Linked DNA regions of Homo sapiens: regions 2, 3, 4 and 5 are each linked to region 1. Evidence: chromatin contacts called from ENCODE Hi-C or POLR2A ChIA-PET data. All regions are on one chromosome and are shown on one strand. Each heading gives the region's core, a stretch centred on a gene start or an enhancer-like site at or near the end of the contact. The rest is flanking DNA. Distances are from core to core; before and after follow the strand shown.

What was found. Hi-C counts contacts between places; a loop is a spot of excess contacts on that map. ChIA-PET counts read pairs that join two places held with the same protein, here RNA polymerase II (POLR2A). Pooled maps may share reads with other maps.
Region 2: a loop to region 1 is called in a pooled map, with 5 times the contacts of the local background. The contact joins two enhancer-like sites. A Hi-C loop is called at or near these places in 3 of 37 single-sample maps with no recorded cell type and 5 of 50 pooled maps. POLR2A ChIA-PET finds 5 or more read pairs at or near these places in 1 of 52 experiments (activated T-cell).
Region 3: a loop to region 1 is called in a pooled map, with 5 times the contacts of the local background. The contact joins the promoter of TACSTD2 here to the enhancer-like site in region 1. A Hi-C loop is called at or near these places in 2 of 37 single-sample maps with no recorded cell type and 5 of 50 pooled maps. POLR2A ChIA-PET finds 5 or more read pairs at or near these places in 1 of 52 experiments (PC-9).
Region 4: a loop to region 1 is called in a pooled map, with 2.7 times the contacts of the local background. The contact joins two enhancer-like sites. A Hi-C loop is called at or near these places in 1 of 50 pooled maps. POLR2A ChIA-PET finds 5 or more read pairs at or near these places in 2 of 52 experiments (BJ and PC-9).
Region 5: a loop to region 1 is called in a map with no recorded cell type, with 7 times the contacts of the local background. The contact joins the promoter of LINC02777 here to the enhancer-like site in region 1. A Hi-C loop is called at or near these places in 3 of 168 maps with a recorded cell type or tissue (gastrocnemius medialis and sigmoid colon), 1 of 37 single-sample maps with no recorded cell type and 8 of 50 pooled maps. POLR2A ChIA-PET finds 5 or more read pairs at or near these places in 1 of 52 experiments (Caco-2).

What each region holds. Positions count from the first base shown.
Region 1 is chr1:59,432,454-59,435,153 of GRCh38, forward strand. The region is part of intron 5 of FGGY (FGGY carbohydrate kinase domain containing); the gene reads left to right. Among named protein-coding and RNA genes, the nearest start is that of FGGY, 140 kb to the left of the region's middle. Within about 2 kb of position 1,263, at least 5 of the 41 ENCODE cell types and tissues checked have a DNase peak (open chromatin) inside an H3K27ac peak, as active enhancers do; they include gastrocnemius medialis, where a contact is called at or near this core.
Region 2 is chr1:58,804,840-58,807,626 of GRCh38, forward strand. All of the region lies in intron 1 of JUN-DT (JUN divergent transcript), which reads left to right. Among named protein-coding and RNA genes, the nearest start is that of JUN-DT, 21 kb to the left of the region's middle. RefSeq lists a silencer at 58-352. Within about 2 kb of position 1,377, at least 7 of the 41 ENCODE cell types and tissues checked have a DNase peak (open chromatin) inside an H3K27ac peak, as active enhancers do.
Region 3 is chr1:58,575,815-58,578,514 of GRCh38, forward strand. It overlaps TACSTD2 (tumor associated calcium signal transducer 2), which reads right to left and starts at 1,438. Exons shown (of 1, transcript NM_002353.3): 1 at 1-1,438. The coding sequence starts at 1,342. The coding sequence ends at 371. RefSeq lists enhancers at 206-901, 902-1,596.
Region 4 is chr1:58,726,275-58,728,974 of GRCh38, forward strand. All of the region lies in intron 5 of LOC112268263 (a long non-coding RNA gene), which reads left to right. Among named protein-coding and RNA genes, the nearest start is that of MYSM1, 28 kb to the left of the region's middle. RefSeq lists a silencer at 565-614 and an enhancer at 576-1,775. Within about 2 kb of position 1,262, at least 5 of the 41 ENCODE cell types and tissues checked have a DNase peak (open chromatin) inside an H3K27ac peak, as active enhancers do.
Region 5 is chr1:58,902,730-58,905,460 of GRCh38, forward strand. It overlaps LINC02777 (long intergenic non-protein coding RNA 2777), which reads right to left and starts at 1,409. Exons shown (of 5, transcript NR_183656.1): 1 at 839-1,409. RefSeq lists silencers at 803-1,192, 1,253-1,502.

The sequences.
Region 1 (2,700 bases), core at 13-2,512:
CTGTGTGATCTGCCCTTACTCCAGGTAGTTAGTTTAGAATTGAATTGTGGGACACCTGGTTGGTTTCTGAAGAGTTAGAGTATTGGTTAGTGTGGGAAAATCCCTCACACACGTGATGTAAAAATTGTCATGAGTATGCAGAAAAAAGTTTTTCCCCTTTAGTGGCAGTTTCCAGAGTTTGTAAATATCTCTGCTTCCCAATCTTTTGTGCCTCCTGTCTGTCTGGTACTCCACCTCTGTAGTAATGGCAGCAGCAGCAATTCTAGTAGTAGTCACAGTGGTGTTTCTCTAGTAGAAGCTGTAATAGTAGTAGGAAGAAGAGGTGTAGGAGTAGTATCAGTATCATAATTTCCCATTCCTAGTTTCAGAAGAGATTGAAAGGCTAAGTGACATGCCTGAGGTCACATAGTTAATAAGTAAACGGCAAAGCTATCGTTCTGACTGGGAGCTCTCTTACTTCAGAGCTCACCACTAGACTGTGGGTAGTTTTCAATCCAGTCACACTAAATGCCAGTTATTTCCTTACATGATTACCTCTCCCACAAGATTCAGAACTTCTTGAGGAAAAGGACATATCCAACTGACCTTTGTATCTGTAGAGCCTAGCTCCAAGGCTGGGCGTATCCATCAGTTTTAGACATTGAAATCAGGGTTTCTTAACCTTGGCACCATTGACATTTTGGGCCAGATAATTCTTTGTTGTGGGGCTGTCCCATTGTGCATGACAGGATGTGTGGCACCATCCCTGACTTCTACCCACTAGTTGCCAGTAGCACATATCCCCACCCGCAGCCAGATAAACCAAAAATATCTCCATGCATTGCCAGCTATCTGCTGGGAGACAAAATGTCCCTGATTAAGAACCACTGATTTAAATTAAATGAAGGCCAAGGAGCCTTGAGTAGTGTTCATATCCGAAAAGGGCATTTTCAGAATTGTTCAGGCTGCTGGATCTCTCAAAGATGATGATGTATTTTCCAGGCCTCATGTGTCTGGAGCACAGGTTGCCTGTGGTGGTGGCTGCAATGATCTCAGTGTGCCAGGCCTTCACGGGGAATACCAGAGAGGGTCCCTCTGGAGCAGCTCTTACTGGGTCATGGAGACCATCTGTCTGGCATGGTACCACCTGGCAAAATCTCTTTGCCTTAACCAAAAATATGCTTTTGTAAATTTCCTGGCAAAGCAGGGGCTGCATTCTGTTTCCTGATTTCTCTCTTTTATTTCCAGATGTGTCACTGGTGACACATAGAGCCCAATGAGAACTCTGTTGGAAACTCAAGTTTCTCATTCTTCGCCAGCTCCGTTGTCATGATTTTCCCACCGTCTAAGCCAGTGTAGGTTACGTTACCCACGTGCTGGTTAGTGCTTGGATGTCAGTTTTCCTTTTTAAATTCTAGATCTGTAGCATGCTTTAGGGAGGAAACTTTATGGCTTATTACACAAATGGAGTTAACCCTTCCCTGCTTTGCAGTGTTTTTGTTAGTGACAGAGACATGAATTCAAGATCTGCCATTTATTATTTGTTTCATTTTGGACAACATGCTTAGCTTCTTTGATCCTTGATTTGTTTACCTTCAAAACAGAGTAACCTACCTGTCCTGTCTACCTCCATGGGATTATTATTAAAACACAATAAGATAATCTGCTCAAAAGGCTTAAACTCCCTAGTATGATTTACTATCAGTATACCTTTTGCACCCAAGAAAACTCTACAGTATCATTGTTCATGGGCACCAAATTGTAAGTTCAGTTAAGGCAGACTTTGTGTCTTTTTCTGCCAGTTTCTAGGACCTAGAAGGTATTCAGTAAATATATGGTGAATGACAGTATGAAAAAAATTGGGAAGTCAGATTCTGTGGTTCATTGTACCAGTGGGGGCTGGAGGGAGGTAAGTGAATGGTTTGTGTGGCTTTGTGTCATTTGTATTTGTGACAGACATTCCAAGCAATAGCATTTTCAAGGGTTCACAAGTGAGTGCCTGCAGAGGCAGGACACACTTAACACTCTGGCAGATATGCGACAAGACAGGGTAGGGAGGGGCCCAAGGGAACTAGAGAGGGCATACCCAGCTGTCTTAGTCATTTTGGGCTGCTATTAAAAAATGCCATAGACTGGGTGGCTTATAAACAACGGAAATTATTTCTCACTGTTCTGGAGGCTAGGAAGTCCAAGATCCAGGCCCCAGTTTATTCCATGTCTGGTGAGGACTCACTTCCTGGTTCATAGGTAGCCATCTCCTCTGTGTCCTCAAAAGACGGGAGGAGTAAATGAGCTTTCTGGGATCCATTTTACAAGGGCCCTACTTCTTCATGACCTAATCACCTCCCAAAGCCCCCCCCACCTCCAAATACCATCACCTTGAGGATTAGGTTTCAACACAGGAATTTTGAGGGGGGGATACACACACTGTCTATATTGCCAACCTAAAGACATTCACAGTTACACATTTTGAAGTCTCTGCATCAGCTAAACAAAATATGTCTTTGGGCCAATTTAAGTCTTCAGACAAAAATTTACAACTCCTTATTGACAGAGTACCTAATATAAATACTGGGACAGATGCGGGGCAGATAAAGATGAGGTGCTCAGGATCCGGCAGCAGTGATAGACAGGAAATTAGTGAGACAATGAGAATATCCAAGATACATGGAGAGCTTAGCCCAGCACTGTCCAATGTCCTTTACAAATGACAACTTGTAT
Region 2 (2,787 bases), core at 127-2,626, 630 kb before region 1:
TCCTTTCTTTTACCTTTTTGGTCAGCTTCTATCTACTGTGATTGAAGCCCTCTGTCCAGGTCACCAGCCATTGTCTCCTGGATTGTGGCAGCAGCTTTCTAACTTGTCTCCTTGCCTCTATCTGTCCCTGTTGTTTCATTCTCCATGCAGGGCAGTCCTTCTGTAACCTGAACCAGACCTTGCTGCTCCTCTGTGCCACTCCCTCCGGTGGCTTCTCATCACCATGGCCTGCAAGGCTCTGTGTGACCTGTCTTCTGGCACTCCCTGACCTCCCTCTTAGCTCAGTCTGCTCCAGCCTCAAAGGCCTTCTGGCTGTTACTGGAACATTCAAGCACATTCTTGCTTTGGGTCTTTTATAAATATATACATCTGTCTGTGTGTATATATATATATACACACACACACACACACACACAAAAACACACACATACACACACATATATACACACACACATACACACACACACATATATAGTTCTCTCTTCCTCCAGATATCTGTAGGCTTCATCCTCTCACTTCCTTAGGCCTCTGCCCACATGGCACCATATCAGAAAGGCCTTCCCTGATGACTTAATATTAAAAAAAAAAACCCAAGCACTCCCAGTCCTCCGTTTTAGTTTTCCTCTTTTCTCTTATCAGTGGCATATTAGACACTTATTCATTTACTTATTTATTTTCTCTCTCCCCTGAGCAGCACGTGACCTCTATAAGAGCAGACTTGGTTTTGTTTTCTGCTGTGTCCCCAGAACCTGGAGCACAGTAAGTGCTCAATAAATATTTGCTGGATTTTGTGAATGTGTGTGTCCCCTTTATGAAATGGCACGGAAGAGCCTGCACTGACGCTCCAGGTGATTTGGGGCCTGAATGGGTCACTGATCAACTTTTATCTTAACCAGACCAGGGTGATGAGGAGAATTAGGTGGCTGCTCAGGGGCCCTTCACACACATACCTTTGGGACCAACGCTGTTTCGTCTGCAGCAATGGCGTGCCTGGCTTTCATGCTTGTGGTTTGTACCATAGTTGTGATGTTGTCTAGAATTCCCATGGCAGCTTTACAATATGATTAATTTTGCTCATATAGATACATATCGATTACGGATAAAGATGACTCAAGGTTTAAATTTAGCCCCACCACAACAAATTGAAAGTCACAGGTGTGCTACCTAATTGCTCCCAGACTATGAAAACAAAAGCACAATGTCTGCCAGCACTGAATCACTCTTCTCCACCCTTTTTCTCCCTTCCCTTCATGTTCTCTGTCTTAATTCTGTTCATGTCGTAAACCGTGGTAGCTTAGAAAAGTGAAAAATAACATCCGGAGTCCAAAGTTCCAGTCCTGACACCACCACTTGTTTACTGTGAGATCTCAAGCATGTTACCCCACCTCCCTGAGCTTCAGTTTCCTCTTTTGTAGAATAGACCTACTTGAAAACAGGTGCTCAATAACGTGTTGAATGAAAGATGCCTAAGTGAGACAGCATGGGTAGAATGTCTAGCCCAGGGTGAGCACTCAATAGATGCTAGTCACCGGCCATGCTAACTGATGCACCTGACTGTGCTGTCTTCATGAACTTTCTTTGGCTTTGGTTAACCATTAGGATAGGCAACCCAGCTGAAAACAGAGGATGGCTCATGACAAGGCCTTTCCTAATCAGTCTCTCACAAGGGCTTTTATGGAGGCCCTACTATGCGTACAGCAAGGTGGAAGATTCAGGGGTGGGTGGAGCATCAAGCCAGCGAGAGGCATAGTTACTGCTGCTATTGGTGCCCTGTGGCTGCTGTAACAAATGACCACAAGCTTTGTAGCTTAAAGCCACAGAAATGTATTCGCTCACAGTTCTAGAGGGCAAAGCATTTGAAATCAAAATGTTGGCAGGGCCACGCTCCCTCCAAGGGCCCTAAGGAAGAATCCACTCTCTGCCTTTTGCAGCTTCTGGCGACTCCTGGTGTTGCTTGGCTTGTGGAAGCACAGCTCCGTTCCGCGCCTCTGTCTTCACATGATCTTCCCTACTGTGTGTCTCTGTGTCTCAAATCTCCCTCACCTTTCTCTAATAAGGAAACCAATCATTGGATTTAGGGTCTACCCTAAATTCAAAATGTTTTCATCTTGAGATCCTTAACTTAATTACATCTGCAAGGACCCTATTTCTAAATAAGTTCACATTCATAAGTGTTGGGGTTTGGGGTTTAGGGTTTTGACATCTTTTTTGGGGTCCCAATTTAACCCAGCTACAGTGGCCTCCAGGAATTTCAGATTAGGGAAAGGAAGAGCACACACAGATGAACAAAAAAAGTTTCAAGTAGAGTTTGTAAGACAAATCTTATTTGAAGGTGGTTAGTAGGGGGTTGATCCATTAATTTTTTGATCCAGAAATATTCACTGAGCCCCTGCTATGCTGGGTGCTGGAGATAGAAATGAGGAAGCACAGTCTCTGCCTTCAAGGAGTTCACAGACTGCTTCAATGAACAGAGAAATGGACATTTATTGTTGAGCATGGTAGGAGCTGTGGTAGAAGTAGACCCCTGATGCGATGGGCATTAGCAGGTCTGAGTTACAACCTCGGGGCTGGTGTTCAGAGAGGGCTTTCTGCAGGAAGTATTATCCCTTCCAAGGCCTAAAGGTTGAGGGAGTAGGAGCTGGCCAGGCCCAAGCGGGAATGGTTCTAGGAAGAAGGAATGGAGGAAAGACAGGCTGGCCTGTATAGGTTCTGCACTATGTAGGGGGCTGGAGAGGTGCACAAGGGATCAGATTGAATGGGATGCTGAAAACCACAGAAAGCTATGGA
Region 3 (2,700 bases), core at 188-2,687, 860 kb before region 1:
ATTTAAGCCTTCACAATGTCGCAATGGATTCAGTTACTTGCAAACGATCCCGGGTTGTCATACAGATACTTGTTTTTTACACATAACGCTATGCCATCCCTTCCTTCACTGCCCCAGTCAGGTTTCCTGTTGTTGGACCGAAAGGGGATACATTTTAGAAATGCTTCCTTCAAGACAGAAGTGAGAAAGAAAGGAGACCCTGAGGCCAGGATCTATTAAACCTGGTGTGTGCGCAAAAGGGAGGGGGAAGGCAGGAATTTGAAAGGATAAACGTCTCCTTTGCGCCGAGGAATCAGGAAGCGTGACTCACTTGGGTCTGGGACGATACCGAAATCCGGTACCCCACCCCATCCCCTGCCCCGCCGGGTACCTACAAGCTCGGTTCCTTTCTCAACTCCCCCAGTTCCTTGATCTCCACCTTCTTGTACTTCCCCGACTTTCTCCGGTTGGTGATCACCAGGACGGCCATGCCGGCGACGAGGGCCACCACGACCACCACGATGACGGCGATGAGGCCGGCGGTGAGGCGCTTCATGGAGAACTTCGGGGGAATCTCGTCCAGGTAATAGATGAGCGTGCGCTCCACCTGCAGGGGTTCTCCGCGCACGCGCAAGTCCAGGCCGCCGCGGCCCTGGAATAGAGACTCGCCCTTGATGTCCCTCTCGAAGTAGTAGGCGGCATCGCCGATATCCACGTCACCGGCGGCCTTCTGAGACGTGTTCTGCCGCAGCTCGATCTGGATGGTGGGCTGCTCGTAGTGCACGGCCGCCACGAACTTGGGGTGCAGCCGATAGCGCTCGCGGAAGAGCCGCCTCAGCTCGGCGTCCAGGTCTGAGTGGTTGAAGGCGCCGGCGGTGGGGCGGTGGCGCAGGTCAATGAGGATGTGGTGGGTGCGCACCAGCTCATCGCAGCGTAGGCTCAGGTCGCCCTTGTCCGTGCGGCGCACGCCCACCGAGTTCACGCACCAGCACACCGACGTCTGGTTGCACTGGCGCGCCTTGAAGCGGCCCTCGGGGTCGCAGTCGGGGTCGTAGAGGCCATCGTTGTCCACGAGCGCGTGCTCACTCGGCCGCACCAGCGTGCGGGCGTTCTTGGGGGCGCTCATGCGCGCCTTGAGCAGCAGACACTTGGAGGTCAGCGTGGAGCAGTCGACCGCCATGCCCGAGCCCAGCGCGCGGCACTGGCAGCGGCCGCCGGGGCCGTCGGGGCTGCACACGGTCATCTTGTTGGTGGGACACGTGCAGTTGTCCTGCGCGGCCGTGTGGCCGGTCACCGCCGCCAGCACCAGCAGCAGCAGCGGCAGCCGCAGCGGTGGCGGCGCGAGGCCGGGGCCCCGAGCCATGGTGGGGCGGAGGAACGCGGACCGGACGCGGGCGGATGAGGCGCGGGGACTCGTCGGGGCTCGGGCTCCGGCGTCTGGGATGGTCTGCAGGCGTCTGCCGCCCGGCCGCTCCCTCCGGCTCTTATACTCTACCCGACCTGCCCGGCTGGTTCCACCACCGACCGTCCCCACTGGTATTTGGGTGACACATCCCGCCCCCCTCCCCGTCCCACGGAAGGCCAAGCCGGCCCTGCGCCGCCCGCGATAGGATCAGAACAGGGAAGCTGCTCCCGCCTCCTCCGGACCGAAAGCCGGGAAGGGGAGAACCGATACTCACCTGTAGGCTTCTGGGGACCCGCCCTCGGCGCGGCCTCCTGCTACAGACCTGGCGCGTCTGGGCCGCTCTCCCGGCAGAAAGTCTAAAGAGTTTCATTGCAAAGTGTGGCTCGCGACTGTCGCGCTCTCCTCTATACGCGACTCCCTTTTCGTTCTTTCCCAGCCCCAGCCCTCCCTTAATTTCTCTCACTCCCTCTCTTCTTTGTCCAGTTCTCACAGTAGCACACGTTTATATAGTTTACAGTTCACAAACATTATCTCATCCTAACACCAGTCCTGACAGGTAGGGACTATCAGACCCGTTTTATAGGTGGTACTGATGAGGCTTAAAGACCTGAAGTCACACTGCTATCAACTTCCTCATATTTCTGAGAGGGGTCTTTGGCACCCTGCCTAGGAGTGATGAGACCTTAAATAAAGTGTTTGTGGACACGAAGTGACACAGAATCTGAAGGGAAGTTAGGGAAGCAGTTCTGTTACTCACCATATCAAGGGTAAAACACAGGTATCCTGGTGTCCAGAGGGTTAAAAGTTCTGTTAAACACTAATTTTCTGTACCTCACACAAGCGCACACACACAGGCACACACGCACATAATATTTATTTGTGCACTGGCTATAAAGAGACAAACAGGAACAAATTCTTAAAGAGCCAGCAAGACTGTAAAGAGTTTTTTGTACAATTTGATTCTAACACAGCAAATCGTTGCTTTTCTTTTCCTGTATCCCACGTAAGTAGCTGAACCATGTAAATAATGAAAGAATGGAGCCTGTGAGAAATTGCTTGTCTGCCACTGTGTGGCTAGTTTCATGGCATACAGGGGTTGCAATCTCTTTTTGAGTCATTGAGAAAGTCTAGAGTTTCAAAGCTGTGGTAAAATTAACAATAATTAGCAAGCTATAATTATTCCCAGGTCCTCCATCAAAGCACATTTTATATGTTCAGCATTTAATGTGCACCACCAGTCGTGCAAGGGTGTTGTTTAGCAGATGAAAGCCAGCTGGGCCTCTGTCCCATTAATTTTCACGCAATTCCTGAGGCAG
Region 4 (2,700 bases), core at 12-2,511, 710 kb before region 1:
ATGATCAAACCCCATCTCTCCTAAAAATACAAAAATTAGCTGGATGTGGTGGTGCATGCCTGTAATCCCAGATACTCAGGAGGCTGAGGCATGAGAATTGCTCAAACCCAGGAGGCAGAGGTTGCAGTGAGCCGAGATTGTGCCACTGCACTTCAGCCTGGCGACAGAGTGAGACTCCATCTCAAAAAAGAAAAGAAAAAAAAAATCCAGAAATAGAAATCATACTACTGACGCACCAAGCTCAAAGACAACCATGAAGGAAAAATCATGAAGAAGAAGCTAGAGGAGTGTATTTATAATAAAACAATATACATTTTAATAAGCAGATGCTGGAACACATCTATATTAGAAGAGATACATTACTAGTGGGTCTCAAATAATGATGAAGAACTAGTTAAAAAATTGTTTTATGATCTACTACTGTCCAATATATTTGTAAAATATAATGAAACTACTGTGGTAAAATGCAACGGCTACAGAGGTTACTCTTACTTCCTGTAGGTAACTGTCAGGGGACAGCTAACAGTTTGTAGACCTGTTTTGGTCTTGGATCCCACTTTGAGTGGCAATGCATCAGATCAATTAATGTTCACAGTAACCCTACCAGGTAGGTATTATTTGGAGTCTCCATATTATAGATGAGGAAATTGGGGCACTGAGAGATTAAATAACTTGCCTAAAGCTCAGATTCAGACTCAGGCATTTTGACACATTGCTAATGCTGGACTTCACAAACATACCTGTTACAGATACAAAGTAAGATTTGGTATCCCTGAGGTGTGCACAGTCTACTGGAAGAAACAAACAGAAAAATATTAGATTAATAATTTTGGATTTTGACAAAATGTTTGTCATCAAGTAAAAATTCAGGAGCAAGGCCATCAATCCACTGAAATCCCCCAAGACTCCAAAATCCCCCTCCAGGCAGCTTTTCAAGAATTTTCTCATTTTACCTCAATATGAATGCACAAATCTTTGAAACATCCAAATCTCCAGCTCTACCTCTGACTCTCGGTGAGCCCAAGTTTTGAAAAGGCCTGGGGTTTGGGAGAAATGATGCTAGTCATTCTCAAGTTTAGCATCTTTTTGAGAAAGAGTTGTGCCCTTTGTGAAGGAGTGTGGAGGGGATATGAGAAATTAATTGGCACATCTGTTCTCATGTCTGTTCATGAGCAGCTTGTGATCATAAACAACTCATTTAAGGGCATTGTCAGTCTCTCCCCAAGAGGTACCACCCCCATAACATTTGTGGACTGCACACTCTGGCATGTGAATCACCTTTTAGAATGAGTGACTGTTGACTCACCCTTCGGAGAGCTTCCTATTGAGCCAGTATTTGCCCTAAAGCCTTGGAAAGAGAACAAAACAACTTTTGAAGGAAATGAATACCATTCCTTTGTCAACTGTGAGACTGTCACAGCTAAAAATGGGCTTCACTTCCCGTGAACAACAGCACCCAAGTTTCTGCAGGCTGCTGAGGCTTAGACCTACCACGCTGGATAGGCAGCTTCCTGAATCTTTCCAGTAGTGCCACTCAGGGGACATTTATTGAGCACTTACTATATGCTAGGCACTATACAAAATAATTTACATATACTATTTCATTTTATTCTGAAAACAAATATAATATGAGGTAGATGTTATCATGATTTCCATTTTACAATTGATTTAAACTGAGGCACATAGTGGTTAAGAACTTGTCAAAAGTCTGAGAGCTGGAAGGTGGAAGAGCCAAAGTATTTGACTCCAAAGTGCTTGCTCACAAATACCGAGCCTTAGTGAGCATTAGACTCCAGGAAGGGGCCTCAAGAATCCAAGGGAGAGTCGGGAGCGGTGGCTCATGCCTGCAATCCCAGCACTTTGGGAGGCCGAGGCGGGCGGATCACGAGGTCAGGAGATCGAGACCATCCTGGCTAACACGGTGAAACCTCGTCTCTACTAAAAATACAAAAAATTAGCCGGGTGTGGTGGCGGGCGCCTGTAGTCCCAGCTACTCGGGAGGCTGAGGCAGGAGAATGGCCTGAACCCAGGAGGCGGAGCTTGCAGTGAGCTGAGATCCTGCCACTGCACTCCAGCCTGGGTGACACAGCGAGACTCCGTCTCAAAAAAAAAAAAAAAAAAAGAATCCAAGGGAGAATTCTCCTATATTTACTGAACAATTGCTTTGACCTCGGTCCCTACACTACGATGCACAAATATGATGCAGAGAATATGGCATCACACATGGTCCAAGGTCCTTGGACTTTCATCACCCTGTGATGGGGATTCAATGTCTCCTTACAGAGTTTGGGGAAGGAGCCACGAAATACTGTATGAAAAGCATCTCACTTAAGCCTGGTCTATGGCAGATACTCAACGTACATTATTCATCTGTCCTCTCCCACAACACTCATAAAAAACACAAGGAATGTGTAGTTGCACAAAGTAGATAGACACACATTCTATAAGCACAGTACTGAGGGAGGAAACAATGTAAAAAGTAGAGTTTTTGAGGCATACTTACAGATACCAATAGGATATTGAGCATCCACTGTGTGCCAGATATATATAAATATATATAGTGTGTGTATTATATACATAAGTATAATATATTATTAAATATGTGATAACAAATTATTATACATACTATACATGATAATATTTATTATGTATATAATACTTATTTTACATACATTTATATTATGTATCATATATACAATA
Region 5 (2,731 bases), core at 159-2,658, 530 kb before region 1:
TTGAACTCATGGACTCTTCTCTATCACAATATATTCTAAGGCAGGCAGCGATCTGCCTGCCTCGGCCTCCCAAAGTGTTGGGATTACCGATGTGAGCCACCGTGCCAGGCTTCTATTTGCTTTTGCTTTTGATACACCCATATCTGCTCATTGTAGGAATATTGGGTGCCTTCAGCTCAGCTGGATTCTCTTGGCTTCAGTGTCAGTATTTGAATTCTTGTTCATTTTCTGCTTTCCCTCCCCAGACTGGTAAGTCCATGAGGACAGAGTCCTTGTCTATCCGCCAGACCACCAGTGTCCAGCACAGTGCCTGGCACACAGTAGGTATTCAATAATTGTTTAATGAACTCTGGGGCTTTGATTAATAATTTAGTTAGAGAGTAAATTAATTGTGAGTTAAATCTAGTTTGGTCAACAACATACTTTACACTGTGCAGTCAGTGGGGCAGGAGGGAATCACAGAAGGGTCTTTGAAGATGAAAAGTGCAGGGACTATTGGCCTAGATCAGTGGTTTACACATGAAGCTGTACTTTTAGACGAGCTTGCCTTCCGGGATTTCGATCCCTGGTCTGAGGTGCTGTTTGAGCTTCCCAGGTGATTCTGAAGTCACCAGATCGGTATTGAGGGATGCCAAATTTGGGGGACTTCCTGTTCTAACGTATTTCTTTTTGTCCCCCGAACTCATTCAACTTGTGCCTGAACGGTCTCAGCAATGGGAGCTCATTATTTCACAAGGCGAGCTGCCCAACCCAGCGTAACCACAACGACAACAATCACAGTGACACCATGTAGGGACCATACATTGAGCATTTCTTAGGTGTCAGGTACCGTACATACATGCTGCTCACTCCAAAGGCGAGGTGGGTAGTACTTGTCTGCATATGACAGCTAAAGAAACTGCAACTCCGACGTTGGTGGCGCTGGGAGTCTCAGTGGCGGCGGGGCGGGGCAGGGCCGGGACCGAGGCCACGTCCCGCCCGCCGCCCGGCTTCCCGCCCATGGGCCTCGGCAGTGCCCGCGGGAGGAGCGGGTGGAGGGAGCCGCTCGCCACGTCAGCGCACGCCCGCCCCGGCGCTCCGCCCGGCCCTCCTGGGCCTCCCCATAGAAGGTTAACCCGGGCCGGATCCCACGAGGACTGGTGGGGGCCGGGCGGCCCGTGATTTCAGTTTCCGAAGAGTCCGGCCCTGCGCAAAGGCGGGCAGGGAGGAGGAGTTCGGGAAGCCTTCCCGACAGTCTGTAGATGAAATGAACGCGCCCCGCCTGAGCGCCACTCGGGGAGCGCGCCGAGCCAGTGCAGCACCGCGGCCTCCCGGCCCGCCAGGCTGAGGGTTTCCGCGGGCCCTGACCCTGCTGGCCCCCACCGGGCCAGTGAAAGCAGCAGGCTTTATGCGGCTGTCGGGCTCGGGGCGAGGAGCCGGCTCCACCCTCCCAGTCTGGGCCCATCCTCCGGCCTCGGCCAGCCCCTTCCCTCCCTCTCTTTGGCGTTCGCGTTCCCTCGGCCTAGCAGACCTCTTAGAATGTTTGTTTTCCTTCTGAGAAAGAGCGGAGGGACGTGGCCAAGACCAACATGAACTGCAAACACGGGACATCCTCTGTGTGGGGGGACATTTTTCTGGGACCAACAGACCTGGGTCTGAATACCCATCCTGCCGCTTCCTCGCTGGGTGACCTTTGTATATCTTTCTCCATCTCTCTCAGCCTCATTATCCTCATCTGTAAAATGGGGATAATGACGCCTTACCTATCTTTAAGATACATTCTGAGGATTAGATTGGATAAATACGGATCATACATTTTAAGCACTTAGTGCTGTCAATGGCAATTAACATTATTATTCATTATATTGTTATTATGAATGACTGATAATGACACTCAAGATTATTAATGCTACTGTGTCAAAAATATGCTCAATTAAATTTATTTTTAGTGAGTGAAATAGTTTTATGAAAGGTAAATAAAGAGGAATAATACTGGGTCGGGAAGTATATACACGTTATCTCATTTAATATTCAAACAGCTTCAGAAGGTGGGTGTTATCATCCCCATTCTGCAGATGAGAAAGTTGAGGCTCTTGGAGGTTCATTAACTTGCCCACCTCACACACTTCAAGCCTAATGTCCTGCCCTCCCTCTCTCACTGACTTCCTTGACTGCATCCCTTAAGCTCCAGTCCCTTTCTACCTGCCTGCCTCAGCAAAGACTCGTCCATCTGCAGAGAAACCTGGAGGAAAGTGAGTCAGCTCTGGAAACTGGATAAAGCTCACCTCCTCCAGGCAGCTTTCCTGATTCTCTCCCTCCTCCCCCTGTAAAATTAATCCTTCCTTCCTTTCTTCTCTTGGTGCCCATAGTATGAGGTTGCACACACTTATTGCAGGTTGTGTCTCCCACCTGGGGAGTATGCCTGTCTAAGGCAGACGCCACATACTTTTTCACTCTTGAAGGGTCAATATGGTGTTGTGGTTAAGGGCACAGGCTTAGGAGCCCAACTGTCCAGTTTCAGATCTTGGCTTTACTACCTACTGGTTGTGAGCCTTAACCAAGTGACTTAACCCCTTTCAGCCTCACTGTCCTTATCTACAACATGGAGATTGACAATAAGATCAGCCTTGTGGGGTTGCTATAAGGATTGAATGAGTTAAGATATAGAAAGCAATTTGAACCTCTAAGTAATCAGATGTTCACTGAATGAAGACGGAATCGTGAAGGTCTTGAATGTTGCTTACTAAGATAG